Regions from separate parts of the Homo sapiens genome. Here region 2 is linked to region 1. A link is a contact called in ENCODE Hi-C data. All regions are on one chromosome and are shown on one strand. The core of a region is the stretch at or near the end of the contact, and the rest is flanking DNA. Distances in the headings are between cores, read along the strand shown.

What was found. Hi-C counts contacts between places; a loop is a spot of excess contacts on that map. Pooled maps may share reads with other maps.
Region 2: a pooled map shows a loop between it and region 1 (7-fold over the local background). The contact joins two enhancer-like sites. A Hi-C loop is called at or near these places in 9 of 37 single-sample maps with no recorded cell type and 4 of 50 pooled maps.

What each region holds. Positions count from the first base shown.
Region 1 is chr1:175,141,218-175,143,814 of GRCh38, forward strand. The region is part of intron 17 of TNN (tenascin N); the gene reads left to right. Among named protein-coding and RNA genes, the nearest start is that of KIAA0040, 50 kb to the right of the region's middle. Within about 2 kb of position 1,319, at least 2 of the 41 ENCODE cell types and tissues checked have a DNase peak (open chromatin) inside an H3K27ac peak, as active enhancers do.
Region 2 is chr1:175,598,788-175,601,384 of GRCh38, forward strand. All of the region lies in intron 1 of TNR (tenascin R), which reads right to left. Among named protein-coding and RNA genes, the nearest start is that of TNR, 140 kb to the right of the region's middle. RefSeq lists an enhancer at 1,873-1,942. Within about 2 kb of position 1,289, at least 4 of the 41 ENCODE cell types and tissues checked have a DNase peak (open chromatin) inside an H3K27ac peak, as active enhancers do.

The DNA.
Region 1 (2,597 bases), core at 69-2,568:
TCTTATGAGCTCCACCATTAAGATGTTATTCATCTATTTAGAGATCATAATGCAAACATAAAGAGCTAGGCATTCAGAATGGTGCAGAATGAATTCTAGGGCTAACCAATGATTTACAGCTGATTTCGAGTCCCACCTGCATGGGCCACAGTGGGGACACAACCAGGGATGGATCCCAACCTGGGGGCATTTGGAAATGTGACTGGGGAGCTCTGGAAGCATTTAGTGGGTTGGGACCAGGGATGGATTTTTAAATGCTGGCACCTGAAAAAGAAAAAAAAAATTAATGGGTACCTGGATGAAAGGGAGAGCTAGAAATGGCACAAATCATTTGTAATCATCCATTCCTAATCCTGAAATAAAAGACATTCAAGGTTCTGACACACACTACTGTGTCTGTGTGTGACTGACAGGGGATGCGATGTTAATGGCTTCTCCTGATCTTTGAAGGTTCAGCTGCCTGGGCCATCTTTCCCAACCTGGTGAATCCTAGAGGGGGAGAGTGGGCCTCAGAGGGACATTTTGATGAGATGGATGGTGACCAACTTGATCCCCTCTGAGTTTGGGCACAGACCTTTCATGGGCCTGCCATGAACCCCTCCAGTCCTCATTCTCACTCTCTACACTCTGAACATTAGGATGGCTTCAGTTTCTAGAAGGTAGAAAATCCTTCTGCAGAAAAAGACCTCCCACATTTGGGTGAAAACCTGCTTTACCTTTCTTTATCCCAGTGCCCAGGTTTAGATCATCACAAACATGTCTTTAAGAGAGCCTCTGCACAGATTCTTAGAAAGCAGCCCTGGGAACCTTCTATGTAAATTAGCTAAGCTGTGCTCATTTAAAGAAGGTTACTAAGGGAGACACTGCACGTTATTTCAAGCTGTGGTTAACTTTCTGTACAAAGTCTAGAGGGAGGCGGAAATGTGTATGACTAGCATGACAATATACCTTTCTTGGATTGGAGAAAACTACTGGAGACAGACCTGTCTGCTGTGTTTGCGTGGAAGTGGCCTCCGTGGCCCCAGAATCCTCCTGCTTTTTCTGGGTGAGGCATAAACGAGCTGCTGGTGAGATTGCAGACTTGGAGGGGGCAAATTAGGACCTTCCCTTTTAACATATGCTACCAACTCTGCATATTCACCCCACCCACTCCAAAAACGTTTTTGAGAGCAAGGACCTTCTTATTTTTGTGTTCACAGAGCCAAGCATGTGCTGCTCCACAGCAGGTATTCAGTAAATGTTCCCTAAAAAACAAGTGAAGTTGTAGACCAGAGGTTCTCACACTGTAGCCTGCGTCAGATCATCGGAAGGGCTTGTCAAGGCATAGGTTGCCGGGGCCCAACCTGTAGTTTCCGGTTCTGTAGGTCTGGGCTGGGGCCAAATAATTTGCATTTCTTTTTTCTTTTCTTTTTTTTTTTGAGATGGAGACTCACTCTGTCACCCAGGCTGGAGTGCAGTGGCACGATCTTGGCTCACTGCAACCTCCACCTCCCGGATTCAAGCAATTCTTCTGCCTCAGCCTCCAGAGTAGCTGGGACTACAGGTGTGCACCACCATGCCAGGCCAATTTTTGTATTTTCAGTAGAGACGGCGTTTCACCATATTGGCCAGGCTGGTCTTGAACTCCTGACCTCATGATCTGCCTGCCTCGGCCTCTCAAAGTGCTGGGATTACAGGTGTGAGCCACCGTGCCTGGCCCATTTGCATTTCTAACAAGTTCTCAGGGGATGTGGATGCTGCTGGTCTGGGAACCCCACTTGAAGAGCCATTGATAGATAGCTCTCTCTTGCTAGCGTGCAAGAAGCCCCCCATTGAAACAAGGAAGGCATAGGTGGATTGGTGTCTCAGAAAGAACCCTGGACTTGGAATCTCAGGACAGAGATTTGAGTCCCAGCTCTGCTGTTTGTGGACGGTGGGACCTTAAGAAGTTCCTAGAGTCTAACCTTTTTGAATTTGTTTCCCCACGGGACTAAGAGCTGCCCTGCTCACTTCACAGGGTTGCTGTGAGAGTGAGATGAGAATGCACATGCGAAGAAGATCGCTAAACTTAGAGCTGAGATATAAATGTAAGAATCTTTATTGCAGGAACAGAGCTTGATGAAGCTTGTGATTGATATGGGCCCTTATTGCCTTTTATGAGCAGAAAAAGAAAGCTTGTAAAAGGATGAAAAATATGATAGGGAAACAGGAGATACATAAGCAAAATAATTAAAGCAGTTTTCCAGATGGGATGTAATGAAGGACTGAATTTTACATGTGTCTCCAGAAGGGCTCTGGAAGTTCAGGAGTGTTTGTGTGTAGGTGTGTGTGTGTGTGTGTGTTAGGAGGGTGCATGGGAAGACCAATAAAGAGAATCTTCTTTAGAAGTGGCCTTGAGCTAGGCTTTGAAGGGATGGTTGGGATTTGGACAGATGAGGGCAGAGAGAAATCTCCTGGAAGGTGGGCTGGTCCACAGTGGAGGGTGTGTGGTGGAGATGGTGGGATGCAAGACTGTGCATAGGGCACAACCAACCTACAGGCCTGCAAGGCATGGAAGAGGAATTCACCTCCACGTGGTATGAAGTAGACTGTTAGGCCTGAGATGATGAAAATGGACG
Region 2 (2,597 bases), core at 39-2,538, 460 kb after region 1:
CTAGGTAAGACTCCATTAGGTCAGGCACCCAGCCGCTCAGTGGCATGTAAATCACTCTGCCACTCTAGAATCTCAAGTTCCCCAAGTCTTCACATTTTCTGGAATGCTCTAATGAATCTGTAAGCTCCATGAGGGCAGAAATCCAACGTGTGCAGGAACCCCTCCCTCTTTGTTGAGCAGAGAGGAGATGCGTCCTTAAATCGAATGCACTCTTAGGTGGCTCCGGCTCTCCAGGAGCTAAAGGGCTTCCCCAAGGTCACACGTTCAGTGACGGAGAGGCAGGGTGGAGCTGCGGTCTCCAGACTCCATTCCAGCCTCTATGGGCCCCGGGTTGCGGGGGGTCACCAATTTGCAGAGCTGAGGGAGAAGAGAGGAGGGAGGAAGGAGAGCAGGAGGGAGGGGAAGCTGTCCCCAGCTGCCAGATGGGAAGTGTCAGCTTGGCCTTGGCCACCTCGGGTCACCGCTCCTCCCTTTCAGGCGCCCGGGTTTGCCCACCGCGAAGAGCAGTGGCGGAGACATCGCAGCAACGCTAACGGGGCAGACCGCATAGGGGCCCTGAGAGGCACACACGCGCCTTCTGCTCACACCTCAGGCAGTCGGAGGGGCCCGGCGGAGCTGTGTTCGTGTTGTCATGGCGACGGAAGCAGACCATTAGAGCATTACGAGGAAATGAGAAGACTTGGGGTCTTGCGATCGCCGCCGAGTGACGGAGTAATTCGCAGATGCCACCGAGCGGTGGGGCGGCGCGGTTAATGGGGTCTCTGCTGGGCTAGTGTCCCGCATCAGCGGTAATGGGGCCGGCCCACCCGGAGGCAGCCCGGAGCAGCGTCGCCCCAGCAGGCTTATGCGGACCTGGCTAACTCCAGAGGCCGGCGGCTCCTTGCGGTGGGGAGAGGAGGACAGAGGGGCCAGGTGGAGCGGGGTCTGCAAACAGCCCAGGCTTTTCGTGAGACCCATTGGCGGGTTCCCTGCCACCAATATGCAGTCTCACAACCGTTTTCTGTCCCACTTGAAACCAGAAAATACACTTCCCAGATAGCAAGGAGGGGTGATTCGGATTCAACTCTTGCTGCAACTCGGGATGGAGGCAACCCCTCGGCGTGGGGATGCTGAGGCAGGCAAGAGACTGGGGCCGGTTCTACAGGAGGGAGGAAAAGAGTGAGCCATATGATAGAGTAAAATCCCTTGCAGGACTTCCATTCGACTGCACGCCTACTTATCCTGGCATTCTGCATGTTTCCAGCATTTTAGGAAAGTGTCACAGTGGTTAATTAGCACAGACTCTGGAACTGGACTCGGGGATTGGAACCCCAGTTTTACCACTTGTATTAGCTGTGATCTTGAGCAGGTTACTTAACTCCCTTGTGTGTCAGAGAAGTTCTGCATTTGTACAATGGAGATAATAGTAATATACCTTAAAGAGGTGTTATGAGGTGTATATTTAGAATGATGCCTGGCATATAGTAAGAATTAACTATTTTTACTATTTAGCTATTACTCGTATTATCATAAGTATTATTAGTATCAGTCTGGATTTATGCAGTGAGATATCCTATAAAATAAGAGGGTTGGAAGAAGTGATCTTCCATTGCAGTATGTGGAACAGTTCTGCAAACATAGTTTTGTATGTTACTCTTGGCTACCAATATCTATTTGATTTAAAGGTGATTTGGCTTAGCAGAAAGCAAGGCTTCTGTTTATGTCTATACATGAGATGCACCACCAGACACTGACTGTATTGAATTGAATGGCCCCACAGCTATAATACCCACAGGGTTTGCACGTAAAGATAGGGCCACCATGTACAGTTGAGTTGGTTGTATATCCTGCACAAAGGTGCCCAGCTGAGGGGTGAGTAGGAGCAGAACCCCAGCCCCTGCTTTACTCCTGAAGCTATGCTCCCTGGCGTAGTGCTATGTCTGCCTGGAGGAAGGAGCTCATTTAAAAAATTTTCAACAACTTACCTTACGGGCTTTCAGTAGCCTTGTGATCTTTGGGAAGGTCACAGCAAAACGAAAACAATGAAAAACCCAAAAAGCAAAAAACAGAAAACAAAGCATGACATTTAGTCAGATGCAGATCCTGAATTTAAGACTTACGCTACAGAGGAACTCCTGAGTTTGTTTGTGGTCTTGAGTGAAAAAAAAATTTGCATTTCCTCTGACAGTTCCTCATTCTCTTTCCTCTAGCTTTTGCAGCATTTGTTTAGATAAACTTTGCTGAGGAGATCAAATCACTTTGCTTATAACAGAAATGATATTGTAGTTTCAACATATTTATACAGATTTATATGTGTGCCAAAATATGTTTACATATGTAGAAACATGAAGGTACAGAAATGCCTTTATCTTCTGTTTGTGTTTAGCTGACTTTGACAGTCCAGTAGCTATACCTCTCAGAGGAGTCTGGTAAAAACCGCCACATCCTGCACTTGCTCTGCAGCGGGTAGAGTTTGGGTAAGGTCACTTGGCCAGTTCTTACTCAGAGATGCGGCCCTGAGGCGCTGAAAAAGCCGAAACCCTCGCCTTTGAGGTTGGCCATGGCCACTATTACACAAAACTTAGTCTTTCAATTTGATATATGTTTGCATGTCTTTG